Linked DNA regions of Mus musculus: regions 1 and 2 are each linked to region 3. The links are chromatin loops, found by intact Hi-C in ENCODE. Cell type or tissue: left cerebral cortex. All regions are shown on one strand. Links, peaks and the distances in the headings refer to the core of each region. The heading gives the core; the rest is flanking DNA.

The links. Hi-C counts contacts between places; a loop is a spot of excess contacts. Peaks named below come from ENCODE experiments on the same cell type or tissue, not always from the same donor. Only the 100,000 strongest peaks of a DNase experiment are listed, where the experiment ranks them.
Region 1: a loop joins it to region 3, with 2.2 times the contacts of the local background. A loop is called at or near these places in 3 of 42 quality-filtered maps.
Region 2: a loop joins it to region 3, with 2.7 times the contacts of the local background. A loop is called at or near these places in 3 of 42 quality-filtered maps.

What each region holds. Positions count from the first base shown.
Region 1 is chr11:108,599,673-108,610,344 of GRCm38, reverse strand. It overlaps Cep112 (centrosomal protein 112), which reads right to left. Exons shown (of 27, transcript NM_001373899.1): 20 at 3,950-4,132. Among named protein-coding and RNA genes, the nearest start is that of Gm51924, 35 kb to the right of the region's middle. In left cerebral cortex, for the core only: no CTCF peak of the experiment used is centred there; a DNase peak (open chromatin) is centred at 5,046; H3K4me3 peaks cover 1,053 bases; H3K27ac peaks cover 478 bases.
Region 2 is chr11:108,749,891-108,760,562 of GRCm38, reverse strand. It overlaps Cep112 (centrosomal protein 112), which reads right to left. Exons shown (of 27, transcript NM_001373899.1): 22 at 7,923-7,985; 23 at 2,744-2,893. Among named protein-coding and RNA genes, the nearest start is that of Cep112it, 62 kb to the left of the region's middle. In left cerebral cortex, for the core only: no CTCF peak of the experiment used is centred there; DNase peaks (open chromatin) are centred at 2,774, 3,708, 5,705, 8,072 and 1 more place; H3K27ac peaks cover 589 bases.
Region 3 is chr11:108,457,974-108,468,645 of GRCm38, reverse strand. All of the region lies in intron 4 of Cep112 (centrosomal protein 112), which reads right to left. Among named protein-coding and RNA genes, the nearest start is that of Cep112, 38 kb to the right of the region's middle. In left cerebral cortex, for the core only: a CTCF peak has its summit at 4,374; DNase peaks (open chromatin) are centred at 3,540 and 4,325; H3K27ac peaks cover 339 bases.

The DNA of each region.
Region 1 (10,672 bases), core at 1,799-9,798, 140 kb before region 3:
TAAAATGTTTCTATTAACAATTTTGAAAGTAGTATATATATTTTAAAAAGTCAAAAAACTTTTGATAGACAAATGCTAAGTCCAAAGACTGTCAATAAGTAGACACACTAATAAGGTCCAGATTACACATATTGTGCAATTAGCCCTTTAAAATTTTTTAAAGAGTTATATTAATGCTTAATTCATTGCAGTACACATATCCAAATTATCAATGGGAATTTATAACTTGTGCTCATGTATGCAAATTAATAGAAAATGTAATGCTGTTAAAATACAATTTTTAAAAGTTTTAAAAATAAGTATCTTCCAAGGAAAGTTTTTAAAGTAGAGGTCTATAATTTTACATTTCATAGTACGTCTATAATTTTACATTTCATAGTACGTCTATAATGGGTAGAACTTCTAAATGTGAATCAATAAAGCAAAATGAAGATGATTTACCTACTCACTACACAAAAGTTGTTTTATCATGATTAGAATCATGACTGTTCACTTAAGAAGTTCATAACATTCAGTATGCCAATGTCATGCAAAATCCATAGAGCACATAGAAGTCATACGTTTGACATGTTTTTAGACATTGCTAATAAGTTTCTCCAAGGACGCTGTCCTGAGGGGCTCACAGTGCTTGCCAGTTGCCCTATCTTATTGATCTATCTATCCTGCAACAGGTCACATGGACCGTCTAAGGTGGTAACACCACCTCTGGGGTGGTCACAAAGGCACCATAAAACTGTCTTTTGGTATTCATATAAACCTCCCATTGAGGCCAACCAGAGACAAGATTAGGAAATCTCTGAAAGGGTCATCATCCTAGATGGACAACCAACAACCACAAGTCGATACAACTTAGGATTTATTTTTCTTCCAGGTCAACATTATGAACTCACTATGTGCTAATACTAAAGCAAAGTAACAATTGCATACAGAACTGCCATGCTAAGCAGAGCTTTATAAGATGATATTTATAAATTTTCTTTATATTAAAATATGATTCAGTCAATTAAACTGTTCTCCAATTTCAGTAAGAGAATGTTGGTTAATGAAAATATTTGAATAAGCCATGGTGTTGATTTCCATCGATCTGGATTTTTTTTTTCTAAAACATGATCTTAGACAAATCCAGACTGAACATGTTAAACAAGGGTGACAAAATTTAATGTACATTTTAGCAAGCATAATTATCACATAATAATATATTCTGTTGCTAAAAAGTATGAAACATGACACATACACATAGAATAATGAACTAATAAGATGAGGGTGGGGACTAACTATTCTTAAATGTATTACAAGTGATATCCTTATTATAGAAAGGGGGAATCACTAGGGTAAATTTTAATTTGTTACAATTATAATCATATTCACTAAAAGGATGTTCCTAATTGGCAAGTCTTACATAGAGAAGGACAGCTAAATAGTAACCATTGTCTTTCAGTATATACTATACTCTGTAATTGGAAGAAGCTGGAATGATTTATTTTTTATATTATCTTCAGTCTCAGGATCTGATGGAAGAGAGCGGCAAACAAAGCCACACTATCCAAATCAGACACTGCAGTAGTGTTCTGCCAGCTAGGGACTGTACAAAATGGCCTCCAATGCTAAACTGGATGAACCAAATGTTAGCTGAAAATGAAATCTCTCTGGAAATAAAAAATTCAACAATCTAATATTTAAAATATATGTGTTTTTCTACATCAAATACCATGGTGAGTTTTTTTATTTTCTATTTTGAAAAACATCAAGCCATTTTGTGTATTTTAAATTTGTGAATGGAATTCAATAACTCCAAGACATCATACATTAAATTTTTAGGCCACAATCATAAAAAGACATAATATAAAAATTAAGGAGCTACCTGAAGGATACTGAGCTAATATCTTCAGATAAGCACCATAGACACACATTTTTAGTGTTTTGGTAGCCATAAGATTTTTCTAAACTGTAGTTGTTAATAAAAGGTCTTTAAAAGTATATTCTCTGAACACATCTAGGTACCAATGTGTACCCAATTCGTCTCATGTTGCTTAGGAATGAACTGACTCCGGGTTTGCATGGCTTACTGCCATTCCCATGACAGCAATCTCACTTAGTCAAATGCTTAAGAAAAACACAAAATGTGTGAAATCTCCCAAACCAAAGCATCGAAAACGGTCAGAGTCTTCCCAGTGAATACTTTGATGAGCATAAACCCAGTTAACAGCCATATTGCATCATTCCTATGGTTGAATTACACATAATAGTTCTGAAATTTCCCTTTTGTTATGATCAGACGAACCGCGCCCTACATGGCAGGTACGGCATATGCAAAATAAGAAAGATTTCCTATAAATTTGGCATCTAGTGTGTCAGCTTTCCACCACAGCACCAAAATAGTCAGCACGTAAGCAAACTAATGGGTTTTATTGTATCTATTATGCGATTTTTCCATGCAAACAGATCCTATACTGATCCAGACCTCGTGTCCCTTATCATGGAAGGACAATGGTAAGGTTAACATTATGTCTGAAGGAGAACATAAGTTTGAAAATAGTCTTTAAAAAAAATCAAAAACAACAGCATATATTTTCTAAAGATTCTAATGAGGTTAATAGCAAAAGTATAATGAACGTTGTTAGAAACCACATGATTACTCTCGGACCATGCGTATTATAATAATCACCTGTTAGTAACCACATACCCATAAAGCAATCAAAACATACATCCCTAAAAATGTCTATTACTGACAGAAAATCTGATCAAGTCTACTCCTATTGTACCAATTACTCTCTGAAATAAGACAAACCAAGGTCAAATGAAAAATACCCAACTCCCATTCTTTGCCTTACCGCCAGCTGCTCTCCACTCAAAAAATTAACATCTTCTTTAATTAAAAATGTGTTGATGTTTAGGTAATTACAGAATTGCTTAAACACATACAAACCAGAAGATTTCTTTTGCTATTTGGAAATTCTCTTATTTTAGAAGGAAGGATAACCAGGGTTGCTTCTAGTGTGGTTAGCATGCTTGGATTTCAGTGGCAAAAGAGGTCTTTAGACCCACTAGATGATATGGTTTTATTAGAAAAGAAAATTATCTTTTTATTGTTGTCAATTGCTCTTACATTTTTCTTTAATAAAATTTCACAGCAATCTGCTCAAGAGGCTATACTAAAGGCCCTTGATTATATATACCCTAAAGAATGTATTGTACCACAAAGATACATACCCAATAAGATTTTTTTCATCTGAAATTTATAAAGATAATTTTCCATGCTGACAGTGCACATTTCATCCATAAGTTTGAAGAGTCAAATGCTACCACAGCTGGGGGTTATTCTGCCAAATGGCTTCCAACAGGGACTACAGAGATGGAGGCTAGGAGGCTTGTGTGTGTGTGTGTGTGTGTGTGTGTGTGTGTGTGTGTGTGTGTGTGTGTGTGTGCAGGAAAAAGCAACAGACCTGATGAGAAAGAGCACTTCTCTGGAGTCATTTTTATCAATTATCATCCAAGTAAGGTAATCAAACATAGAGTCTCATGGAGAAAAACAACAATAGGCAGGAGAAGCAAATATGAAAGCAGCTACTTGATTGCCTTCAGAGATTAAAACAAAAAGCCAGGGGTGAGGCTAATATATTTCTTAGGGATTTTCTAAGGCTGAGGGGAGGGGTAAGGGGCATACCTTTAAAAAAAATCATGAAAGGAACTGAGACAAGATTATAAAAAAAGGGACCAAGTTATAGCGCGCCATGGGATTTTTAATCTGGCTACCTGTGGTTTCTGTAGTTAAAGCCTTATTCATCCTCCAAACAGGGGGTGGGGCGGGGGGAGAAAACAAAAAAAATCACATTTATATGTCAGTTTTGCAAATGATCAAACAGCGTGCATCAAGAAGAATAAGAAAACATGAAACGCTGATGACTTTTTAAGATAGACACCCGTTTTAGCAAATATTATTGATAATTACCTGAGCATCTCGTTTCTTGGACTCTTGAATTTGATTTTCGTGCTCCATATTGGCAGCGCGAAGCTGTTTCTCCAGGTTTTCAATTTCCCGATCATGGTCTCGGACTAGGCTATCCTTCTCTGCGCTGTGCTGCTGTAATAGGTGCGTCTTCTCCTGTTCATGCTCCAGCTTCAGCTCTACTATCTGATTGGACAATGAGGAGGACAGTTCATCAACAGAACATCCTTGTCGTCATGACAACTCATGTACAGCTTAATTTTCCTCTAATTTGTCCAAGTTGAAAATTTTATTTTTGCGTCATTATTACCTCACCCTTAAAATACATTCATTTGATGGGGAGCATTTTATCTAAAACCCCTAATATTCAATATGCTTGGCATATTCAGGAAATCCTTTGCAATCTGTTGACACTAATGTCTGAACACTGAAAAAATTGATGTTGAATACTAGGTATTTCCTCCCCAAGAACTAGGCATTACTGATCAGCAATGGCTGTAAACGGTTACTAGTCAGTATGCCTTGCTTTCTGCTGGAATATAAACATGTAAAAAGCAACAATTAAGTCGATCAGTTCCCTTTATTATTTCCCCATAAAAGATCTGAGCTAAATACGCATCTGGATTATTGTATATACAGTTGTCTTTTAAAAATAAAATGATAAATTTCAAAGCTCTATTATCTCGTTGTCAGCTCGGCACACCAACATAAACAGATGTTATGTCTTCCAGAAGGGCACCTGCTGTGCCGCAAGCCTGCGCCATGATTTCATAAAAAGCATTCTATTCTCAGGATCCTTTCCCAGTCCACTCCACACTGGAGACTGTGACCTTGGCCAGTCTTAGCCTCTCCCTGCTAGACTGAATGGCAGCCTGAGACCAAGGGCCTGGTTGCCGCAGCTTTGATACTAATCCTCCCAGACTGTGCACAATGGCACCCTACCTGGCCTGCAAACTATAGCCAGCCAGGCTGTCTTTGAAGCAGGTGATGAATAGGGGACTGCAGGAAGCCAGCTTCCCCAGTGAACTCCAGGCCACACAGCTGCTAAGAACAGTCACTTGGATTTTTCTTCAGTTTTGGTGGATTTCAGGGTGTGTGTGTGGGGGTGCTGTTATTTAGAATATGTTGTGTTATTTTCAGCGTGAGAATTCATCTTCAAAAAAGCTAACAGTAGGAGTCTGCTCCAAATCGATCTTGTTTCCTGCAATGAATCACCAGACTACCTTATCTTAAAGCTATAGCAGTCATTTCTCCAGGAATGCACACAACACTAAATCTCAGAAGTAATTTTTCTATGAATTTTAAAGTTTTAATTCCCTAATTGCAAATAAGAATAAAAAAACAAATTAAGTTTGCTTTTAGATTAGAACATATGTTTTAAAATATTTTTATTGTGACTTTAGAGTTGGGAAACCAATAATAAATTTATAATTGTTCATAAATGTGTTATATTATTTAAAATAAATGTATGCTAATTCTTGAACCTACACACTTATGATTATGTTACAATACTACATAAATAATATAGAAAATATGTTTTGCATCAAATTTACTTAAAATTTGGATGTTTGTCCATATATTATTTCAATGTATTAGTAAAGAGATAAATAGTACACATTTATAGTATATTCTAAGTATACCAAGTAGTAAAGGAAAAAGGTTTTTATTATCTAAAATAAATGCATATGTTTTATTCTGTGATTTATACAAGTATAATATTAATCCCAAAAGAAAAGGGAAACTAAAGTGAGCATTATTAGAGCAGATTTTCAGCAGCTAACTGTATTAATTATTGAACTAGAAAATCTTTAGTTCTTGGATGCATTATTATTTCTACTCAGTGTTATAGTATCAATTATCACTATAATAAAATTTAAAATGTTAATCAAAATTCTCTAAACATATTTTACAATGAAGAGAAGTAGAGGGAGGCATAGAACATTCTACTGAGGTCTTTGAAAATTTGGAAAAATAGGTACGACTCAAAATTGATAGGAAGCAAAATAAGTAACCAAATAACCTGAAACTACAACGGAAGAATTATAGAATACTTCCCTTGAAAGGACATATGGCAAGAAATAGGGATGAGGCCCTAGTAATGAGTGATGCCCAACTGCTTACCCTTCCTTGATCTTACAGGTTTCATACATACATACAATGCATTGTGGTTCTGTTCACCCCACTACTCAGGTGTGCTCCAATCCCTCCTTCTGAGCCCTGTCTTCTTCTCACCTAGTCCCCGCGCCTGCATTAGAGAAATGACATCACTTCCTTCAGCAACCATTTGCAGTCAATTAGCTTCCATGAGTACCTCCTCAATTCACAATGGAAAGTTGGAGGGCCTGTATATGTGTGTGTGTGTGTGTGTGTGTGTGTGTGCGTGCGCGCACATGTACATGTTTGCAATGACTAGATGTGAGCCCTGTTCCATGAGCAAGACTATACATACCTTATACTACAAATCAAGCCAGAAGCCTATAGTTGTTGAGGGCATGAGCCCAAGGAAGCAACACACCACTATTGAACATGCAGTCAGACAGCCATCTAAATATTTATACCCAAAGACTGATGCAGCTTTTAGCCTGAAGTAGAGAGGATCGGATTTTTTGTTTGTTTTTTGTTTTCTTGTAGAGGGTGGCAATTAAATCAGATATTTATAAGCCATCAGAGCTCTAAGAATAATAACTAAAGAACATTCAGTCTTGAATACGACAGTGGTGTCATCCCTACATTCTGACCCCAAAGGCCTGGGGCGGAAGAGAGGCTGAAAAGAAGTCAGGAGGCCGAGGATGAAGATGACTTCCATGGAACACTACCATCCCAGGATGACATTGCTGAGCTCTTCTACAATCTAGTGATAGTTTGTTCCCACATTACCTCAGCATCTTTCTAACCCCAGGAACCAAAGGGTTCTGATAGCCTAGCCAATTATTCTGTATTGGTCAAATGTGTTTCATCATTTTAAAAAACAAATAAGAAAAGAGTTACTGGAATTTCAATTGTAAAAGTGGATGTTAATGAATTGTTAGTTTAATATTTTTCCAGTAAGTCTTCTTAAGGAATAAATATCTAGGTTAGCGAATCCTGATAAATGCAAGAGCTGAGGACTCTCTGCTCACTTACAGACTATGCAGCTTACTTCTGAATGTTCTAAGCCTCTTCTGGATTCAGCCTAGGTTTCTTCACTGTCAGATTATCCTGTCTTCTCCAGATAAATGGCAGAGTCCACAGGGGGAAAAAAACCGAAATATTCTGAAGATGATATTCACAATCACGAAGTGCATCACTGGGGTGGTACTGTGTTAGAAATCAAAGCTTTGCTAGACCCTGGTCCTTCCATATCAACTGAATAGTAAAGAGTGGTCCTTTGACTTTTTAGAATGGTCCTTTACTCAGGAGCACAGCTCTCAGGGAAGCATTAAGCACCATCCTTCTTGTTTTGGACTAATGGATACTTTGTGTGGAGCAATAAAGTCTAAGAGTTAATGTAGAAGAAGAGTTAGATTATGGAAATGCCCACGTTGTAAAATCAGATAATATACACATGGCTGAATACTGCATGGTCAGTCAGTGAGATTCTGAGTCAAGCGAGGTGGGAAGATCCAGGCCTTTGTATATGCAAAGGAGAATGGGATGCACAGTGACAAAGACTGGTTAAAGAAGTACGCATGAAGAGTCAAGAGAGTTTCACATTTCTAAGAGGCATGGAACAGCTAAAAACATGTTTAGACATCTATAAAACATTGTGTCAAGATAAAATGAGGGTTGGAGCAATGGTTCAATGGCTGAGAGCTCTTCTTGTTCTTCCAAAAGACCTGGGTTCCAGTCCCAGAGAAAGTAGAAAGCAAGGAAGAAAAAGAAACCTAGGAAAACTGAAAACTTCTCTAAAATAAGATATCAAAGTGCACACTGTGCACCAAAGAAAATGAATTACAACTGAGAACGGCTCTGGGTTATCACTCAGTTCAAACATGGTGACCTCAAACCCAAACCAGTCATATAAACAGTAAGAGTTGTGGGTAAGATTTGAGAAACTATGAGATGACTAGAAAAGCTAAAATTAATATTTAGTGTCAAAAGGCAATGTGAAACTGTACACAAAGCTCTGGTGGAAAAGGATAGCCAGAGAGCTTGTTACCCAGTGAAGCCACCATTTACACACTTGGTAATTACTGGACCAGCCACATAGTGACCGTACTGTGAGCTCTTATAAAGATGTTCAATGACAAGATCTCATCATACCCAAACTGCAAGGAAACTGATTTAAATAAACCCAAATCCATATAACTGTAGGAAGGGTCATAGGACTATATACATATACATATACATATACATATATATATATATGTATATCTATCTATCTATCTATCTATCTATCTATCTATCTATCTATCTATCAGACCTCAACAATGGATAATGCTATAAATGACAGACTGAGAGGAGCAGCAAAGAAGTCTAGACAAGTTAACTTGAGTTGTTGTGGTAGGAAATAACTAATGTCCTCAAAAAAATTTAAAGCACCATAAACTTGATGTGTCATAATCAGTATTCTTTTAACATCCAAAGTACCCCTTATATGAAGAAATAGCTTTCTAAACTTCAGAAATGTTTCAATTTCTTTTCTTCTCCATCAAAATTCACTTAAAATTAAAATTTACATTTAAACAAAACTGGCAAGTATGGTATGGTCCTGTTCTAAAAATCTGTTTTTATCTCCAACCTCCTTATTCGTAGATTTATCAACCTCATGAAATTTATGTGCTGACATCATTAACAACAGTCATTTCTGGAGGTTCTGAATGAAGTTAGTTCCCATGTCATGCTGCAACAGCTTCCATTGGAGGAATGTTTCCATAGAGTGTTGCAAGAGTATTTCGACAAGGCATGCACTATCCCTCCACAGCAATGGTCTCTGGGTCTGTAACCCTCATAGATACGATATCTAGGTGAAGGACTGTGATTTTCCACTTAACAAGACAACTAAAGCATGTTCACCAACCCTAGACTTTGCCCTCATGTTTTGCACACTGATTACTCCTCTCATTGGCTCCATGTCTATCTTACTCCTAGAAAACCATGCTCGCTCGCTCTGTCTATCTGTCTGTCTATCTATCTATCTATCTATCTATCTATCTATCTATCTATCTATCTATCTATCTATCTATCACTAGAGACCCTGTGGGGAAAGACCCTTCATCTGCAGGCTTCTCTGATTGTTTTGCCTAACATCAGACACTGGGTGTCCCATGTATTGAATACCATTTTTGATCCCTACCATGCTGTTGAAAGTAGATAGCTCAGTTCCAAAAAAAAAAAAAAAAAAAAAAAAAAAAAAAAAAAAAACCTCCTGCATTTGTCCACTGGAACACAGAGGAAGCCAAGACAGCATGAGCTGCTCAATAGACACAGCATTCCCACCAACAGTAAAGTCCTCTAGAGAAGGTAATATTAGCAACTAGGCCCCTCTTGGGATAGGTTTTCTGGACTAAGTGGCATAAACTACCCTGGTATTTTCATTTCCTCAGTTTTGATCCCCCCCCCAAACATTTTGCCAGGGAGTCTGGTACCTCCACCATGGGTCAGTATAACTGGAAGAGCAGTGAAGCTCACTAATAAAAACTACCAGAAACTACTCTAAATATCTGTTAAACATTAGGTTATAGTGTGTGTGTATATGCGTGCGCGCACTCACTAGAGTATAACTTGAAAGGATCTGTTGTTCCTTCTACCATGTGGGTCTTAGGGACTCAACTCCGGCATTTGTGGCCTTTACTGCTAAGCTATCTCACAAATCTACCTACATTTTTTAAATGACAAATTAAAAGCAGTTAAGTCATTGTGGGTTTTGATCAGCACAATAATAGTTCAAGGAATAGTTTACTTAAATACATTAGTTATTAAAAGAGAGATTTTTTTTTCTATAGGGATTACCAGGCAACATTTCAATACCATGCCAAATTCCACTAGAGTGTTCTCTGTAGAAAACTTTAATTTCTTGCTCATGAAATTTAGTATTACTTTTATACTCCTTGTAAGACATGGTACAATATCCACACAAAGAAGCAGGTAGAACCTTTATACTGCCCATTCCTGAGACACAGACCTAATATCATCATCTGGTTATAGCTCTGAGCAAAAGACCACATCTAAAGTGTTAAAAGGAGCTACATCTTTCTTTAAGACGCTAGACATCCAGCTCAAGTAGGGTAAACTTTACTCTGATTTTGGCATGACCTCACTAGACTGGTTTTATGTCCTTACAAAAGGAGTTGGCATCTTTTAAAATAATTTTAAGATACAAAAGGTGCTACTCTGTTGCATAAGAAAATTACTTCCTTACCTGTGCCCTCCCTTCAGGGCATATACAACCCTCTTGGTGTCTTTGGAGTCAGAGTGAAAATACACTGTAATACAAAATCTGACACTTGATATAATTTTGTGACTAATTGTTACAAAAATTCCTCCTATGGAGAGTAAGTAATGTCTATACCTTCTCCTATGGCCCTAGTGGCAAACTGGGGCACAATTCCATGAAAGTTCACTCTGAAGAACCAAGGAGTTTATTGGGTTTCCTTATAAAGTATTGATAAAGGGATACTTATTAGGGTGTGGGAACTCCTCCCCCAAAGGTTTTACACACAAGGATGAGGGTCTCAATAGCTGTATAGATGGAGTTCCCCCCTCCTAATCTTTTTTGACCTCAAACTTATCCCTCTGAGAGGCCAC
Region 2 (10,672 bases), core at 1,330-9,329, 290 kb before region 3:
AAGCCATGACCAGGAGATCCATTTCTTAGAAAGATTCCCCTAAGAGTTGGGGAAATGGAAGTGTGAGTGAGTGGGGAAGCAGAGAAGGAAGCTGAGAAGCCACAAGGCCCTGAAGCTGCTGGAGGACTGGAGGACCAGAGGGGCATGGATAGGAGAAGACCTGGAGAAGCCCACAGGAGCTGCTATAAGTGTTGAGGTGACCAAGACTCCTCTGTACATCCAGCAAGCTCAGACTAAGCTGAAAGGAATGGTGCCTACTTTTGTTCCAAAACCCCACTGAGGAGTAGGAGCTTTGATGGACAGCAAGAGGGACATAGAGGAGAAGCCTCCAGAAGCCGGGGCGAGGAAGAGCACTGCAGTGCTCCAGCCTCTTCCCTCAGAGACATGGGCAGGCTGCCTGAGAGCTGGAAGCTCAGAGAGGATGAGAGAACTTTCTGGAAATGTCTATGACCAAGAGTTAAGTGCTGGGCATGGAACTGGGGTTAGGTTGGTGGAAAATTAAAGTCTTTCTAATAGTCTGCAGGCCTGTCCTTGGATGTACCTTCCCTTCTTTACCTTTTAAGAATCAAGTTGTATATGTATAGATGAAGAAGAGGTAATTTGAGTTATATGTACACATGTCAAGATATTTTGTAGTTTCATGTGATTGGTTTCCGAAAGTTAAAGACAATAAAAAGTACGAAACAGGCAAAAGAATTTGTAAGAGCTAAGTGATGTAATGGAACAAAAATAAATGAAAATGTTTGTTAGAGAAGCCAGAATGTGGTGAGGCTTGGATGAATATCACCTATTATTCTGTGTGTGTGTGTGTGTGTGTGTGTGTGTGTGAGAGAGAGAGAGAGAGAGAGAGAGAGAGAGAGAGTACACCAGAGGAAAAAGTCAAATAAACAACTGCTAATAAATCAACTTTTATCTTAACAGTGTTAATAGAGGTAGGTAAACAACCTGGTCTCTTTACATACTAAGTAACACTATCATTGCATTTCCACTTTTTCTTTAATTAATAAACTTTTATTCTCCAGACAAGATTTTGCTATAAAGCTCAGGCTGGCCTTGAACTCATGATTCCCTTGGCCTTAGCAGAGTGCTGCAATTACAGGAATGTGCCATGGCTTTTTAACTGACCTGTAACTGTAATTTGTTACTATCAGGAAAAATAAACTACATATGTTTCTGCACATGTTATATACATATCAACTGCCATATTTAAATTCAGTCTGTGATTTGGGATGGGTCTGAAGTTATGATTAAAAGGCTTTTCCCTTTTATCATGCAAATGGAGTACAACTATAAGAATAAATATTTAAAAATGGGTAATTGTACTATTTACAATTCTCTCAAGGTATCTTTAATCCTCTAAAAACAATGCTAGGATGGTTGCTGGGGTAACCTAACTCATGTCTTCTTCTGCTTATAAATGGGATCCACTTGTTTATTTGAAAATTGGAAATTACCAACCACTTGGTTATTTGGATATAAGTGGAAGAGAAATCTACTTAAAAGGTAATTTTATGTAAGAAACAGTTCAAACAAACTCTACAGCTAGGTCATGCAGCAGACATTCACACCAGGCCAATGCACTGACTGTGGTGAAAAGTGGGCATCCACAATCGAAAGGGGCTTGGAGGACAGATGCTCTCAGTGGCAAGAACTCGAAGGGAAGATGGACGCTCTTGGTGGCCACAACATGAAAGGAAATGGGCTTTTGTTTCCCCCCTTTTGTCTTATAACCCAGGGATGCAAAAAGCTTACAAGTAGAAATAAATAGGTAACTCATTATTAATCAAATCCTGTAAAATTAGGAGGTTGTCTGTACTTGTCTCAAAAGATTTTTCCATCGCTTAAAGCCTTTTATTGTATTCAATACCATGTAGGCTTACATTTTACACACACACACACACACACACACACACACACACACAGAGCAAAAATTTCTTTGCTGTCTATGATTACTCTACATGTTTTAAGTATTGTTAAAGCAACGGCAGTAAAAAATAACCTTTTGCTGGGCATCCCTTAAAACAATTTTGTTCTCCTTTCAGCCTTATTTATAAAGGTTTCCAGATGCTGCTCCTTACAGATGAATCGCAGCATGATGTAGACATTTACAATAGTATCCGCCACTATGAAGCCAAGGACAATGCTTCTTTGAGCTCTAACTGCCTCTAACCCAGAGGATCAGGTCCAGGGAGCTCTCTGTTGCTACTAAGGTGTGAATGGTTCTCTGAAGCCATTTAGAAACAACCAAAGTTCTCAGCAGCAACAATCAACCCTGTGCAACGTCAAAGCATATCAGATGGCTGGCATTCCATGCCGGGGACAGATGCTATTGCTCACTCAGTGACTGCACAATGAAAGGATGTGGGCAAAGAGCAGATAAAAATGGAAAGCTGACTTCTGTATGTGCTAGGCAGCAGTGCTGAGCTCAAACACTCATTCTAATTTCAAGAGACAATTCCAAAGTAATTCTCAAGAGAAAGGCGAGGTATTTTTCAGATAGTTGTTCAATATGAATGGCTAAAGCTTGCCAAAAATGACTTTTTATGCTGGCATGCGATCTCTTGGAGGGAAGTCAGCCTGAGTCACTGGATACATCAAAGGTAGAGAGTCCAGTGAATGAATTACTGCAGGCTGTGTGAGCAAGCCAGATACCTGAGTTCATCTGCCCACTGCTGAGATTCCAGCCTCCTTTTAATTACATGAAAGCAGCTGGTACCACTGGTTGCTGGAGTCTTCAGATTACCTTGATTGCTTGGTCATTATCTCTAATCAGCTGCTGCTTCTCATCTTCAAACTTTTGTATAACATCCTGGAGCCGCCTTTCTGCAGCAAGCTGCTGCCGACTGCTCTCCTCTTTCAGAGAGGAAATGGTTGTCTGAAGTTCTGCTATGATCTAAAATGAAAACAGCATGCTGTAACTTCAAATTCTCCAGCAAGAGGCATCTATTTTATATGTATTTATGCTTAACAAAAGAATGAATTTGGCAAAACTCTATTCCACAAACTGAACATTTTCAATTAACATATCACTCAGGATAATGCACAAAATTCCACACAATAAAAGGCTCCAATAAAACTGTGAATGGTGAACAACTGCTCAACCAAATATTTTTGGAAGACATTTCCACTCTAACATTCCACAATATTTACTCATCAGAAGAAAGAACATCTGTGATCTCAAAAAAATGAAAAGCGTCAGATTGTATTTTATTGAGAAATAAACTTTTTAAGAGTGAGAAAGGCTGGTCTGACTTTTGTAAGACTTTGTACTACCACCACCTATCATTTCCCCAACCCCCATCACCACCCGCCCCCACCACCACCCACCAAACTCCCAGCAAGCTAAGTAAGTTCATTCCTCATGGCCACTTAATTCTATGCAGTAACCCTTGGGCATTAACTACTGTTTATGGATTGTGTTGAAATTTAAAGTTTTTATATCACTTGCTACTGTGAGATACAAAGCGAGGTTAGATATTTCACCTTGTTGAAGATGATTCCCAGCTATGGAGCTAGGTAAGAATTGAAGCCCACAGACAGCTTCATCCTCCAGTGAGCCAGTTTCCTTTTTGTTTTTTAACAAGATTTTGGTATCAAAGAGAAGTTCATACTTCCAAACAGGTTGTCTCCTCCTTAACTATGCTCATATGCTATACTCATGAAAGTTTACTCTGGGTGGGTGGTGATAAGATGGGTGATGGGGGGTAGGTGGTAGTGGCGGGTAGGAGGTGGTAGTTGGTAGTGATGGTATACTTTTAAAGTACAAAATATATTTTCTCAAATGTTAGGACTGAGCAAATCAGTAGTGAGAGTAGAGGCATGCGGATCGGGAGCTGGAGGACAGTTTCAGCTGTATGTTGACTTTGAAGCTAACTTGGGCTACATGAAATGTTGCCTCAAAAAATTGAGGCAGCCAAGGTTGAAGATAAAAATATTTTGGGGATATTTCAAATGATTTTAGGGGCTCAAAACCAGGATATCCCTCATTTTTAAAGGATTGTGAACAATGCATACAAGAAGAAATGAGTGTAGGTGTTGGAAGGAGCTGCGCATAAGCAATGCTGCAAGGAAAGCATGATTGCCTCTACAGTCTGTAGGGGAGGGAATAAGGACGTCTGTGGGACAATGGGATCATATCTGGAAGGCTCTTTCTAAAGCTCATGAAGGGAACATGAGGCAGTGTCAGGACACTGGAGTAGAACGAACTCTACAGCCAGACAAGTGGGTAGAATGGCTGTCACCTAAAGAGATTTAATATTTCAGACTAGGAGGTGATCAGAACACTAGGTTTACAAGCAGAATGTAGCCAAGGAACACAACAGTCAAGTCTACTGGCTGTAGACTTAAGAGTGTATGAAAACACACTTCTTCACCTTAGCTCAGTGCATACATCACTAGCACTCACTAAATATTTGAGTAGTGATCATAATGGTAAATAAAGTAGTGAACTACCATGCTAAATAGGAAACACTCATCACCTGGAAAACTGAACTGACATAATCTAGCCAGTCCATAAATAATAGTAAAAAATTTCTGAAAGAAAAATAATACATTATAGACAATCATTATTGGGAATGTCCAGTTTGGATAGAATCATAAGGAACACAAAATGTCACTAAGTGTTCAACCTCTATCTACCTCAGAGTAAGGACTGGATTCGGACATTTCCACGTAGATATGAGAAATTAACGCTCTGGTTAACAACAGGGGCTGTTTTGGGAGGGGTGTTATAAGCAGCCTGATCCATGAAAGCAATAATAGCTGCTAATAATTGTTAAGCAATGAAACTTTACATAGATATTAGGATCGTATTTAACGTCTTTACAGAATGTAAAATAGAGGTTAAATTTCGATTTTTAAATCATTCTACGTTTTTTTCTAGATTTTGGTACACTTTGAAACTCTTCCTCTAAGTTCAATAGCCAACATAAACCACACCTAAAAAAGACAGGAGGGTATTGGGGCTCCTAACAAAATACAGGAAGACAGAGACCCCTGCTACCCTCTACTTCTTGGCATGGCCCCTGGACACAGTTGGGGCATTAATCTGCACCATGAAGGGGAAGCAAGCCAGGGTAGTGATGAGGGATGATTGGCAGGGGGGTGGGGGTGGGGTTCATGTGGCAGTTGGTCCTCTTCAGCTACGAATACTTTTGTAGAACTGTAATACCTTGTTTTGGGATCTGAACTGTGAAGACTCAGAAGGCAAGGTAACTGTCTAATCTTCAGACAAAAAGAACAAATCTGTGACTGGGAGAAGTCCCATGGCCAGAGATGATGCCACCCTTGTGCTATGATGAACGCTGTGTGGTTCACAAGGGGCACAGGCTCTGAGTGTGCTGAGGTGAAGTGCACATGTGCTACTAGGACCAAAGCTTTTGATAAAATCTCAAAGATCAAATAACTTCCTTTACAGGAGGAAAAGATTTCAAATATTTTCTAAATTTAAACGGCTGTTCTCTTGAGCACCCATGGACCCATTTCTACTATATTCACATTTGCACTGCTCTTAAGAGGGAGATTTTAAAATTCCAATAAACACACTGAAGCAACATTGCTTCTGGCGCTCTCATGAGCTCAATGAGATATGCATTAGAGATTTCTACAAACTAGCATCTGAAAGCACAAACAGTCCATGGTTCTGAGTTTTTGAAAATGTTTATTTAAAAATAATCTGTTTCTCAGTAGTGCCTGGCACTGTAGGCGAATGCTTTCAAATGCCAGTTCATGGCTATAAATACTCACTGTCTCAGAGATGGGTACAGACGAGTGCTGTTATCAGAGTAAGGCTATCTTCCATTTGACATTCCTTTAGTATGTGTGTTTCTGGCATCAATTGATCTTTAGTTTATGAAATGATTACCGTGCCTGATAGTTACTGGTTTTTTTCCCACGGCCTTTCCCTTAATGTCTTGAAGAAAAATAGCATGCTTGCACATTTCCAAATTTTGTAGAGAAATTTCATCAGTCTTTAAGCACCTCAAAGCATGGTGTCTGATGAAAAAATTCCAACTTTCCTCTAGATCTCTTCCTTGGTTTTCTTCTTCCTTTTCCTACTGAAATATTCACACACCTAAGGTTGCTAACAGTTATTAAATGTTTTAGTACATACAAGGCACTATGTGCTTTGGCTATTAATTTTACTTACTAGTTAACAGTGTCTTAAGAAGTAGGTAATAATCTTTCCTTGACTAATGAGGAAACTAGATTCCAGTGGTGGCAGGTAAACTCCCTGAAGGACACACAGGTGGCACCACTGTCTGGTATGCCAACCCAGCCTGTGGACTCCTGGGCTTTTCTACACGCTAGCATTTAATTTGCTCTAATGTCACCTGACCAGTCTTCTGCACACACTCTGTAGCTCAGCCTAAGTTTACACTCTGTTCACACTCTTGTGAGTTAAGCACTTGTATTAGCCAGCTTCCATCTTACTGTCTCTATCTTCCATTTCAAATAAAGCAAAAGAAGCACGATGCCAAATTGCAATTTTTCATGTTTCTGTTTCAACGTTAACTTGGGAGTGCTCAGATCTCTTTCAGCTGGTTATAAGCATCATCTTGGCAGACTGACAAGGGCATTTCTTCCTAAGGGCTGGAATAATGGCAACCATGCCATAATCATCTTTCACATGAACACATATGACTATTCAATTAGAGACTTCTGGGTTTCTTAATGGTTTGTGAATTATATAACACGCTCATTTTAGAAACAATTACAGAATTAACATTTCCTGATAACCATATTCAAAGTTTTGCTGTATTGGGAAGGTGAAGCACTGGGGCAGGCTGGTATGTCAAAGGTCAAGCTTGCCACTTTGAAGTCAGATCCAGGCTGAGTCCTGGCTTAGTCACTTGCTAACTCCTATGAGCTCATCTCTCTGATCTCTGTTTTCTACCCTCTACTGCTGAGCTACATCCTTAGCCAGCTCTTAACTCTCCGTTTTCTCAACTGGAAAACGGAGCCAATACGGAAGACTGAATAAAGTCACTAGGTTTTTGCCCAGGAATGTTGGGTATTGCCATCTGTTCTGTTGCTCCTTTTATGAGGCATTCATAAAATGTTACATGAATTTCACTTTATACACCATTGTACACAGGCAACGACACTAAAGCCAAACTTAAAATCACTAGACAGGAAAACTGTAAAACTAAATGGTTTAGTTATTCATTTACCAAATGAAGGTAACCACTGGTTACATCTAGGAGAACTCACGGTACTCCAGAGGTTTGATGCTCCCTAACTGAAGCTATTGGAAAATGGACCAACTCGTGCAGCAAAAGTACTGCCAGCATCACCCCTCAAGCAGAGGTGGCGTTTTAACTGTTAGTCTTCCTTGTAGGAAAACAGCCAGAGTTAACCAGCCAGCGATGGATGCAGGGATTCTTTTCCTTCCTCCAGAAGAAGCCAGCAGTTGAGCTTATAATTTAACCTAGAATTGTATGTCATTTTAAATTAGTTAACAAGCTAGCTCATGGGTGCAACAAGTTAGAATATTGAAAAAAAAAAAGGGAAAAACAGATGTTATCAACCTGCTTACATCACAAATGTAGGTGTGTATCTCCTGCCCTTGTGAAATGTGTTTCGGCCTGGGCTTGCTCAGTGTGCTAGCTAGTTTTACAACATCTTTGTGTGTGTGTGTGTGTGTGTGTGTGTGTGTGTGTGTGTGAGAACATTAAGGTGTGTGTGTGTAGTATGTTGGTTCAAATGGTTCAATATGTACAATTATTCCTAATTTAATAAGACCGAAGTATTAAAAACATATTTTATTTATCTACCCATAAAAATAGCATACTAATCCATGAAAAACTGACAAGAATTCGATTTAACTCTGAAGTACAAAGGCTTTGTTGTGTTTGTCGGTTTCCCTTTTGCGTTTGCTTTTGGATTGATTGTTTTCTTTTGTGTCTTTGGCTCATGCTTACCTGAGAAGATTTGGCAAGCTTCTGAGTGTATTCCTTCTCGATCTGCTTCAGCCTGCTGTTGGCCTGCAAAACACACGTACACGAACACACACACAGTGACCTGTGAGCTTGGTATCTCTTCCACATGCCTATCACCAGGCAGCTGGGATGCCTGCCAGCTGCACCGCCCTTCTGGGCAGCCAGAAAACCACAGGGCTCGTCTTTGATCTGACGCCAACTATTCATCACTGAAGAAGCAAGCAAGAAAAAAAGATCTCTCCTGCCAATTATTAGACAAACATAAGACTTCTGTGGATAGAAAGAAAAAGGGAGAAGGAGAGACAGAAATAGACACAGCAAGTGTGGCGGCTCAAAGGTAAAGGAAGGGAGAATGAAGAGCAGGAAGGGAAAGGGAGACAAATGGGACAGGGAACTGGCAGAGGAGGAAGGGAAGGAAGGGGGTGAATTGAATGCTCTTCACCTTAGCTGAAAAGGAAAATAAGTGCGCTCAGACAAAGACAGGCGTGAAAAGTTCAGACCACTAAGCAGAGTTGAGCCCCTACTTGGCTGAACACACAAGAGCAATCTTTTGAAGTGACAAATATATCTAAATCAAAGTTTTCTCTCCTGGAACTAGGGTAGCCTTCCCAGAATAAGTCCACACTGCTTAGAACGTGATTGTCCTCCTGCCACTCAAGCCTTGGTCTCTTAGATGTGACCCTCTTCCTGCTCTCTGGGAGTGCTTGAGATCTTCAACCTTTCCTTGGTGCTCAGATAGGCGAGAGTGACCCACCCTATCCAGGGCCCCTTCCCTGTCAAGCACACAGACCTTCATTTCTTGGAAATGGTTTCAGCATGTCTGCTCATCTATCCAGCTTCTCTGTTTTGTCATCTCTTCACTGTTTCTATTTTCCATATCTTTGTCTTGATTTCTCTTAGAGTTTCCTCACCTTTTACTTTAAGACATTCTATGGGATTAGAAACAACTGTCAAAGTAGCTGGAATTTCTATCGGTTCTTTCTTTTCTTTGAAGCAGCATCATTATGAACTCCCACTTTATAAGTGAGGAAACTGAGGCACAAAGTGTTTTGGCAACCTGCCTATCACCATATAGTACAGAAAATGATGGAGCTGAGACTTAACATCTGCCCCAAACACACACACACACACACACACACACACACACACACACACACACACACACCAAACTCAGTAGCTATTTTAACATTCATCCCAAACTCTAAGTCACAGTCCATGCCCTTTTTTCTTTTCTCTTCTCCTCTTTCTTTCCCTTTTCCCTTCCCTCTTCCCTTCCCTTCCCTTCCCCTTCCCTCCCATCTTCCTTCCTTCCTTCCTTCCTTCCTTCCTTCCTTCCTTCCTTCTTTCTTTTCTAGTGCTGTGGCTCAAACTCAGAGGTTCTAAATGGGACATCTATGTCACATGCCTTCTCCTAAGGTCCAGGGATCATTCAGGAGGAAGGTGCAGAAAGACTGTAAAAGCCAGAAGAGGTGGATGACTGTATTAAAATTGTTTTCTGGCCACAATTGGCAGTCAAACATGAACTCACAGTGCCTTGTCAGCAAGCCCAAGATCTGCACAAGATCATTCGAGACAAAATCCTAGCAGGCAGTGGGGGAGGTATCGGGAAGCCCCACCCTTAGCTGAGGAACTGTTGGCAATTGATGGCGAAGAGGGGGAAGAATCCGTTTTCTTTGGGGAATAATACTCTTGAATGTGTATACATGCTCCAGTAATGACCCCAAACCCCTGCATATATTGGCAGCACTAAGAGAATATAAGAAATTGGGAGGGAACCGTGGTAGGAGACACAGGATGCATTACGGGTTGGAAATGAGGGGTAGATTTGATCATTACACATTGTATACATACATAAAATTCTCAAGCAATGAAATAGTGTTACATTAAAAACAAACAACAAACACACCCACAAAACAACTCCAGGGCTTCATGCATACTGCTCCACTGAGCTGTATCACCAATCTTTCATTTTAAATCTGACAGAACTTCCTCAAGAAATAGAGATAGATAGGCAAGTGCTGTCTAATTGAATCGCATACTGGAAGGAGGGAGCAATCCATGCAGGCTCTTATAGTCATGGCAGTAAGGCTGAAGTGACACAACCTGTGAGATCCTAGAAGGCTGGTTCCCAGCCCTAACAAAGTATTGCAGAGAAGTGTTTGACAATGGATAGATATACCACACCCAGCCTTTTCCTGTGCAGTCTCCTAGCCCTTACTTTTGAAACAATCCTTTCAAAACTGTGCTTATAGCTTACTCCACAAATTTCCACATCTGCAGTCCCATCCAGTTTACACTCTAACTTTGTTAAAATGTATCAAGAGCACATGACCACTGCTATTTGTCTAGAAAGCTGTCACTTTCCACCCCAGCTCTGTGACTGACACAGTCACTTTCTGTTACAGAGTTGGGGCCACTTTGAACCTTTTGAGGTTTATTGGTTTTGATTCATATTCTGCTAATGTTACTTATCAAAAAATGCTTGATGAAGTATTTGTTGCTTTTAAAATAAACACTTAGAGAGCTCGCACCATACACCAGGCACTGTTCTAAGTGCTTTACAAATATTTACCCACTAGAGAACCTAAAAATTAACTGCAGTGCTGTAAAGACCAATTTCCTTTTCAGAGATGTTGGTCAGTGCAGAGAAGTCTGTGTCTTGGCTGCAGCTCCTTGCAGGACCTGTGGCTAGCTGTGTGGCTTGCAGGACCTGTGGCTAGCTGGCCCAAACA
Region 3 (10,672 bases), core at 1,086-9,085:
TTTTGAGAATAACTTTATTAGTCAACATGCCTGAACTTGTACAAGCATTTAAATTTTGGTTTATAGGCAGATACAACCTGATACTCTAAGCAGTAGCCTATTCTTTTTTGAGAATTGATTAAACAATCATAAAAGGAGCTATAGTTAAAAATTGAAAAATGGTTAAATATTAAAAGTACTTCTCATACAAAATATTAATAAAAAGGAGGCCTGAAACATTTATCTATTTATTGCATAGGAACATGCATAAAAGGACAAACTATTAATTCATACATAGCTGCTCCTAGGTACCAAGCAATAATATTAATATTTTCCCTTCACAATAAGTTTTCTGAAAAGATTCCTACCCTAGCTTGTCACTTATTTGTCAGTCAACTACCAAATGACTTTTAGTCATCCTACCCTTCAGAGATATCCTTCAGACTACCCTTCAGTAGCCCCCGCTCCACCCTACCAATACATGTTTATAAAACTAGGGTCCTATGTCTACCCTCAGTTATTTTAGTTATAGTTGTATCTGCTTTTCCTGGTTAACCAATATACTTCTGGTATTTCAAATAGCAAGGGAAGGCTTTGCTTACCAAATATACAACCCCAATTCATATTACTCTCAGCCTCCAATTCCATGACAAATACAAACTAAACAGCACTGCCTCCAATTCAACATGTCCAAAACTACGCTGGTAGGAAGTTCCTAAAATAAGCACCAATACAAGCCAAGGAAAGCAGAGACAGGGCAGAAACCAGCTTCTTGTCAGGGTAACTAGGCCAACTAACAGAGGAGGTTGATATCATCACTAGGATCTGGCTGGCACAAGAAACAGGATACTAGGCACAGAAGTTGAATTCCATGCCATGAAGCTGTCTTCAGCTGGAAATACAGCTAACTTGAACTCTTAGGTATATACAAAGACAGCATCAAACTTGCGGTAATGGAACGAGCAGTCAGAGTGCAAGTTGGACAATGAGTAGGAGGAAAGCCAACCCACAAGTCTCTGTGAATAACAAGGCTGCCTGCCATACAAAATACCTACCTGGCCTGATGCTTGCCCAGCCTATAACTGGTATATGTGCCCAATTTAAGGGTGTGAATTAATTTCAGAGTGCCAAAGCTAACAGAAAGAAAAAATTTAGTATCTTAGTAACTTTCCCTGACATGTTTTTTACTACTAAGTAATAACACTAGAGAAAATATATATTTTCCCTTTTACTTTTTCTAGTGCTAAAATATATAACCCCATTAAACTATTTCAAATACCAGTGAAATGTAGATTTGCCCTGTACCATTACAAAGCTAAACAGTGTTTTGTTAGTAAGATTTAAAACCCAAAGGAAGATCAATTAAATATTCTCCACAACAGAAATAATCTACAAGAACTGATGCCACTAAGATGGTAGAATGGGAAACCTCAGGGCTTCCTGCCTCAGTTCATGAACCAATTTCCAGTGTGCACCATGGAAACACCAGACTAGAGTCTCCTGCACCACAAGCAATGCTACAACCACGTGCATTAAAACAGGTAGAAGGGAACATGTGTGGGTTCTCCGGCCCCAGCCTCATCCTGGGGTGAGGAAGAAAGAGAAGGCTGCATACCACCATATTGATTTTCCAGGTCCAACTTACAAGTTGGATTTCGGTCTCACCTGAATCTGAGCTCTTAAAAGCTGTCAGGTTATGAACTGCTAGAACGCACCAAGTGTCCATTTGTGCACTAGGTAGTTAGAGTACACGCTCAGCACAGAACTAACAACTAAATCGCCCAAACATCACTTTCTCCCAGGGAGGGAGAAAACTGGGACACCTAACACTCTGGCCTTGCAGAAGGATGCCTAAGGGACTAGATGACATAGGCAATGACGGGGCCAGAACTCTCTAGATGCATGGGGACTCTACTACTCCAGTTTCACAAGAAGGGAAAGAAAAGGCAAGAATAAGTCAGATATCTTCAAACTTTTTCAGGAGCTTCCCAAAGGACTTATTTAACCTGTTTTGATGTTATAATGGGATCAGGTAGAACCTAATTGCACAAGAAAAGACACAAACAGAAAAGCAACCCAAAGTTGGGTCAGGACTCTACTGCTCCAGAGGACCCAAACAACTTACAGCAGCAACACCAAGGGCAACAGGAGGTTCTAAGCTCCTGAAAACAAGAAAGAACAAGCAAAACAACCCTCGGGTGGTTATGCATGCGTCAGAAGACACATCCACAGAAAGGCTGCAATGGCCACAGAATTTCTCTCCAACTAATTCTTAAAGGTCTTCCACCGTTCAAAGAAATAATCCAAGGGACTGGAGAGAAGATTATTTTCTACATATAAAGAAACCAACACGAAGTATTAAGGATTGTGTACTATGGCCCAAACAAAGGAAGAAATGAATCTCCTGAAGTTAATACTTAAGAAGCAGGAGCCCAAGAATGACCTGTACCCAGTCTGCTTGCTTATGCCTGCAATTCCAGCCTACTGACAAGAGGGCTGTCATGAGTTTGAGGCCAGCCTGCTTACCCTGGGCCAAGGAAATGAGACCAAAAATAAAATAAAATAAAATAAAATAAAATAAAGTCTGTCAAAATACATAAGTATCACCAAAATACTCAATATGCTTGGAAACACTGAACATAAAAAAATGAGAATTTAAATAATTGGAATATTTTTAAAGAAAAACAAAACACGGGGACTAAAGAGTACAACGACGGAACCACAAGCGTAGCTAGAGGAGGTCTGGAGAGCGCTCATCAGTGAGGAGCATGCGCTGCTCTATCATGAAGACTGGCATTTGATCCTATCACCCATGTACTGAGCCAAAGGAGTAACTGTGGGCTTGCCCACCTGCACCCCAGTACCCAAGTAGCAACTCAGAGGCTCGTTTACATATGACTAGGTGCCTAGGCCATAAGCTAGGGCTTGTTCCCCATTAGCTGATAACTTATAAAACCATTTGCATATTCTATGTCTGCTACCATGGCTGGTTACATGCCTCTCCTGGTTTCATACATCTGACTCCCTAAGAGTGAAACTTTCATGCCTGACTCTATCCAAGAGTTCCTCTCCTCCCCAGATGTCCCACCTTCTAATTCTGCCTCAGCTCATTGGCCATCAGCTTTTCATTGACAGGTGATGCTTCCACACAGTGCACAAGAGATTATCCCTACAAAAGGTCCCACAAACAACACTGAATTCCAGTTTCAAGAAAGCCAACACCCTCTTGGGTGTTGTTCATATATACATATACCACCATCCATATCCACATGCACCTACACTCACACACAGACACACATTGACACACACATGGCCCCCACACACATACACACACAGTCATACACACAAGGCTTACACACAAACACACACACATAAATTAGTAATCTTTTTTTTAATTAACTAGAGGGATTCAATAACATTCACTATAAAGAGCACAAAAAAGAATTAGTAAACCCAAGTCATCAGGTTTAAAATATCCAGTTGGAGAAACAAAGTAGCAGGGAATGGAGTGGGAGTGAAGGAAGCGTACAGAACTGAAAGGATCGCCCATCTGACCATCATGCAGTACTCTGTTGAAAAAGAAAAGGCAGAAATGGGCAGCAGGCCTGCTTGCAGGAGTCCACTGACAAAAAGACATCCAGATTTATATAGCTTGAAGAATTGCAAACAACCCAAATGAAAAGAGAGCTGCACTGTAGCACATTATGAATCATACTGTCAAAAGTCAAAGAAAGGATCAGAGATAAAAAATAGAGTGAAGTAACTAATATACAGTAGAGCCTCTGAAGACTTCCAGGAGACGTCACCCCAGAATCCTGACAAATCAGGAGAGACTGGGGTGATATATTCAAAGGACTGAAAGAGGAAAAAAAGGGGGGCTACCATAATTTTATGTCCTGCAAAGCTTTGCTCTAAAAAAGAAAGCATTTCCCCGCTACAGACACAAACTGAAGGAGTGCACTGTCACTAGACCTAATTCAAAAGAAATGCTGCAGGGATGTCCCCAAGTCAAAGGAGAGTAAAGCAGTTAGCAACATGAATAAGCGTGTAAGTGTAAAGCCCATTAGTAAAGACAATTGCACAAGCAAATAAAGATCAGTCCATTAATGCAATTTTAACATTCAAATTCAGTATAAACACACACATTTTAAAAGTAACTAAAGCTACAGTCATTTGTGAATGGTATCTAATGTAAAAGGGTAAAAATGGGGACATTAATAAGATGTGTGCAGGGAATAGGGGTAAAGAGTTCTTGTATTCATCAAAGTTGTTATCACAGGCTTAAAATAAACACGTTCCTTCCAACCCCTCCCCGGCGGAGGCTTCAACAGTGGGCGGCACTAAATCCGTATGTACTGTACTAAGAGGCACAGCCACTAAGTACCGGGGCGCACCAAACACAACACATTCTGAACACAGAGCATGCATGTGGAGATGGAGCAAACGCATGGGATTTCACTGTACACCCAGAACAAGCACAATGTATAAAACATGAATGATTTATCTCTGCAATTTTCTTAACCACTAAGCCATCTTTATAGCTATCTCTGGAATTTTCTACCTAATACTCTCATACTACAGTTCACTGTGACTGAAACTGTGGAAAGTAAAACTGTGGATAAATGGACTACTGTAGCCCATTATAACTAAAACATGATTTATGCAAGTTGTATAGTAACATAATTTTTAATGTAGTAAATATATAAAATATAAATAAAAACAATCCAAGCAAACCAAAAACAATCAAATCACAAAGAAAGGCAATAAAAAAGAAGAAATTAAGAAAGGAACTATAAACCATCAGAAAGCACTTCACAGAATGGCCATGCTAAATGCAAAAATGAAAAACTAAACAATACACTTTAACCAATGGATCAAAGACAAAATAAGCAAATTTAGAAAACACAGAAACAACTGAAAATTACAACATAATAAAATGTACAATATGAAGTGAGAGCAATGCCTCGAAGAAAAGTTATAGCTATACAAGTCTAACAAATGAAGAAAAATCAACAACCTAAGTTTAAACCTTCAAAAATTAGGGGAAAAAAACTGAGCCCAAATCCTACAAATAGAAAATATTAAGATTAGAGCAAAGATAAAAAAGATTATAGAAAACTCAACAACGAAAAGAATTAATCTTCTGAGAAGATCAACCAAGTGACACACTTAGTTAGCTCCAGACACTGAGGTAAAGATGAGGCTCACCTAAACCAGGAACAAAGGAGGCGATGCCACGATTAATTTATCAAAAATGAGAATGTTTTCCAGAGAATACTGCCATCAGTCATATGGCATATTGGATACTTTAGAAAAAATGAAAAACGTCCTGAAAATATAAAACCTGCAGGATCTGTGTCATGCATGAAGGAGGCAGGGCATGATCAGCCTGGGCCATGCAACAAGCTAAAGAATAATGTGGACTATATGTGCAGCAGCAATACCCTGTCTGAAAAAGAAAAGAATTAAGAGGGCCACCATACGCAGACACCATTGCATACTCCAGCAAGATTTTGCTGAAGGGACCCTGGTATAGCTGTCTCTTGTGAGGCTATGCCAGTGCCTGGCAAACACAGAAGTGGATGCTCACAGTCATCTATTGGATGGAACACAGGGCCCCCAATGGAGGAGCCAGAGAAAGTACCCAAGGAGCTAAAGGGGTCTGCAACCCTATAGGTGGAACAACAATATGAACTAATCAGTACCCCCAGAGTTCATGTCTCTAGCTGCATATGTAGCAGAAGATGGCCTAGCCGGCCATCATTGGAAAGAGAGGCCCCTTGGTCTTGCAAACTTTATATGTCCCAGTACAGGGGAATGCCAGGGCCAAGAAGTGGGAGTGGATAGGTAGGGGAGCAGGGCGGGGGGGGGGTATAGGGGACCTTCGGGATAGCATTTGAAATGTAAATGAAGAAAATATCTAATTAAAAAAAGAAAAAAGAATTAAGACGGAAACGGAGAGAGATGAACTTGTTTATAACAATATCAAAATAGAGTAGAATATCTAGAAATTGATGTGACCAAATAGATATATGCCAGAACTATATAACACTAATGAAAGACACAAATAAATAAAAAGGTATTCCATGTTCATGGGCTTGAAAAATTGATGTTGTTAAAAGATTTATACTACTCAAAGCAATACACATCAAAATTTTGATTGCTTTTCTCATAGAAAAATAAAAATTAATCCTAAAATCTACATAGAACCAAACTGATCATATATAATTAAAGCCATGTGGAGGAAAGCCAGCAAAGCTCTAGGCATGCAACTTCTGGTTTCAAAATACAGGACAAAGTGACAGCAAGGAAGACAGTGCAGCTCTAATACTGGAATACTATGAATTCCAAAAGGAGAAAGCAAAATAAAATGGATACAATTTTTATTTTTTTGGTTTTTTGAGACAGGGTTTCTCTGTGTAGCCCTTGCTGTCCTGGAACTCACTTTGTAGACCAGGCTGGCCTGGAACTCAGAAATCTGTCTGCCTCTGCCTCCCGAGTGCTGGGATTAAAGGTATGCACTATCACTTCCCAGTCCAATTTTTAAAATATAGTAATAAAATACCATTCTAGATTACATGGAAACAGACCTGGGCATGGTGGATATGACTGTAATTCGAGAGCTACAAAGCCTAAAGCAGGAAAATTCACCATGAATTTAAGGCCAGCCTGAGCTACAAAATTCCAGATCAGTCTCAGCTGGAAATTATTCTAGTTTGCTTTCTGTTGCTGTGATAAAAACTGTAACCAAAAGTAACTTAGGTAAGAAATTTTATTTTATCTTACACTTCCAGGTCACAGTCTAGCTTTGAGGAGGTCAAGAAAGGAACTCAAGGTAGAAACCTGAAGACAAGGACTAAAGCAGCAACTATGGAGATCACCTCCCCTTCCTGGCTTGCTCCCTAGCTTCTAATCCTTGCTTTCTTATACAGTCTGAACCATCCTGCCTGGGGAAGATGCCAATCAGAAAGCTGGGCAATCAGCTTGTAATCAAGAAAATGTGTCAAAGACATACCACAGGCCAATCTGAACAAGGTGACACTCCCTCAAATAATTCCAGGCTGTATCACTGGATGAAGTTAACAGATGAAGTTAACTAGGAGAGAAACACTACGGAGAGAGACAGACAGACAGAGACAGAGGGATAGAGGGGAAAGAAAAAAAGAAAAGAATGTGTACAGAAGGGAAGCCTGAAAGCTGACCTTCAGACGCCACCATTGCCTGGGATGAACACGGTGGAAACTGAAGGCCTATCTGGTTTTGATTCCAGAGATGACCAAAGGATTTCCAGAGGAAATCAAAGTCAGTCTTCTCACCAAGAAACCAAAGACTCAGCTGGAGATCTTGCTCTTGAGAAAAGACTGCAGTGGGTACGGCCATGGTGCCATGTAGCTTCTCTGTAGTACTCAGAAGAAACTACATCAGAGCAGTCATCCGGGCCTCTGGCTCGCAGTCTTCCCAGCCCTCTGCCACGATGTTCCCTGAGCTTTGTCGGAGGCTGTGTGACAGATGTACCCACTGAGGTTAGGAGCTAAACTGTCAGTTGGTCTCTGAATGTTGGCCAGCTGTGGGTTCTGGGGAACTTGTCATGTACTGAAAAAAGATTTGTTGAGAATGTATACCCAACTGTCTACGCATTCCTGATGTCCTTAGACTTCATGCCTGTGGGTATAAGGGTAAGGATTTAAATGTAGCAATAGGTTCTCCTCTGGATCCATAACCTTGCCAGCAACAGGAGGAATCTCACAGCCTCCAAGCCTACATGAAGAGCTACAGACAGTTAATGGCTTCTGGAAGAGGAGAATCAGTCTTCTCCAGGGAAGAACTGTTCACAGGTTTCCAATCCCTCGTGATCAATCCTAAACATATACATACATAGGACTCAGCAGTGCATGCATATGTGTGTGCACATGTGCATATGTGTGAATATGCACAAAATAATAACTAAGAGGTCATGAATTGAAAGGACAACATGGGAGAATCTGTGAGAGAGGGAGGAGGAGGGAGAAGCTGTGAGAGAGGGAGGAGGAGGGAGAAGCTGTGAGAGAGGGAGGAGGAGGGAGAAGCTGTGAGAGAGGGAGGAGGAGGGAGAAGCTGTGAGAGAGGGAGGAGGAGGGAGAAGCTGTGAGAGAGGGAGGAGGAGGGAGAAGCTGTGAGAGAGGGAGGAGGAGGGAGAAGCTGTGAGAGAGGGAGGAGGAGGGAGAAGCTGTGAGAGAGGGAGGAGGAGGGAGAAGCTGTGAGAGAGGGAGGAGGAGGGAGAAGCTGTGAGAGAGGGAGGAGGAGGGAGAAGCTGTGAGAGAGGGAGGAAGAGGGAGAAGCTGTGAGAGAGGGGGGAAGAGGGAGAAACTGTGAGAGAGGAAGGAGGAAGAAATGATTTACTTTCAGTACTCATACACAACATTCTAAAAAGAAAGTTATAAAATCATGTCAAATGATTTCCAAAAAGGATTGCAATTAGTGCAGCTGGAGAGTCAGCCCAATATGCAAGACTATGGATCTGAATTCAGATGCCCAACAGTGGGGCACATGTGTAACCCCAGAGCTAAGAGACAAAGATAAGCAGCTACCCTGAGTTCTCTGACCAGCCAGCCAGTCTAGCTGAACTGGTGAGCTCTGAACCTTCAAATTCAGTGAGAGACAATGAAAACACACACACACACACACACACACACACACACACACACACACACACACACTCACATGGAGACATTTGTGATCAACCACTCTACTCCACTCACTGGCACACTATGCACACACCAGTACACACATAAACAAACATATCATAGCCTCAAAAACCATAAACTTTAAACCAAGTTTATGCTGGTTTAGTAACTAAATTGTTATGTCCCTCTTATCTGTGATGACCATGCAATGAGTCATATCCCAAGATGGAGTACTTCACACTTCTTGAATTTCGTGTATAGCCTCTCCACACTGTATCTAGGTTGGGTTTGTGATTCGTTTTCTTTAATAAAACACACCAAACTGAAACTCTGGTAGTGCTAGGACAAAGCCTTAAGGTAGCCCTGGAACAGCCACTTTTACACAATGAAATGCTGCGTATCCATTCAGAAGTCTGAATGCCCTACTGGAGAGAAGAGAACATCACATGGAAAGGCCACATGGAAAAGTGACATGAAAAGGGAAAACTCTGACACTGCATGGCAAAATGACCCCAGCCTTCAGAGCTAAAACAGTCTGCTAGCCACCTAACCATCCCACCACCAAGATGCCAACTGAAGGAGTGAGCTATTTTCAACATTACTGCTTTGTCTAGTTTCTAGATCAGTGCAGGCCAAACCAAAGAGGGAGAGTGGTTCCACTCAGTCCAGCCAGTCAACACATAGACAAAGCAATAAAATCATTGTCCTTTTACTTCTTAAGATGAGTCATTACAGAGTTATATACCAATAAGACAGAAACTAGTTCCTAGAAGCAGTTAAATAACTAAAGCCTACAGCAACAAGTTCTGTGGTAGGACAGGCACCTGGCAGAGGTGGGAAGAGTTTACGTACTACCATGAAGAAGGCTGAAAGGACATGGAAGAAAATGATATTTAGCATAAAACAAAAGACCAATCCACATGGTCTGGAGACAGAAAGCTTGGTAAATATCACCTTAATATGGAAAATAAAAGGTATATTTAATGAGTTTTATAATACTAGACTAAAGATAATCCCAGGTAAATACTAAAATGCAACTAACTTATTTTAGCCTAATCAGAAAATGTGGAAAGAAAAAAAAAAGAAAGAAAGGTTTCAATTTCCAGCAAGTACACACTAAAGACATTCCCAACCCAGGGCTTGTGACCTTTAAAACAAACAATTTCTCATTCTCAGTTTCTCATACCAACAAAAGACCCCAAATTAAGACCTGAAATTCAAGCAAGGTTTGAGCACTACCTGTATAGAAAGGCAGACTTGCCAGGGTAACCCTGTGGTGAGACTGAGAAGGTGGGAAGCACACACTCACATACAGAGTCCTTTAAGATAAGTGTGTGCCTCACATACAGATCCATAGGCACACAAGCTCTCTAAATCTTGCTGAGGTTTTCTCTCAAATATTCTCAGCCAAAAGTCAAAAGGTAAAAATGACATATCTCTAAGAGAGATTAAATGTGGCTTTGATAGTGTGAACCCAAAAGGAATGCACAAATATCTATGGCCACTGGACTCCAAAAGGGGGAAAGCTTCTAAAAAAGACAAACTAGGAAAATTACTCAACTAGAAAAGAAGGAAAACTCAGGGAGCCTAAGGATAACACAGAGCCAGTGAGAAGAGCCATGTGCTATAGAGAATTGTTCCCAGGCCTTGAAATGTGATGAGGGAACACCTAGCATTTGCCCATCTAGATTTCAGAGTTGTTAGACGCCAGTGACTCCTTTGTGGCTCCCACAAGGTTGCTTGTAGGAAATGTCTACTGAGGAAACATCTCTCATCATTGTATCCTGGGTGTGTGGAAAGGTATGTCTCCAAGAAGATATAATGTTCAATACATACACAAAAAAGATGCTACCAATCCCAAATGTCTATTAGGGAATATAAATTACAACCACAACAAGATATATATCCTACATATATTACTATCTACCCATAAAAATGGATGCCTTTACTCACCTAGTACTCCTGGTACAATTCTATATTATAAGAAACAGCAAATCTTTCCAAAGTGTTACATATATTTGGAGACTTTC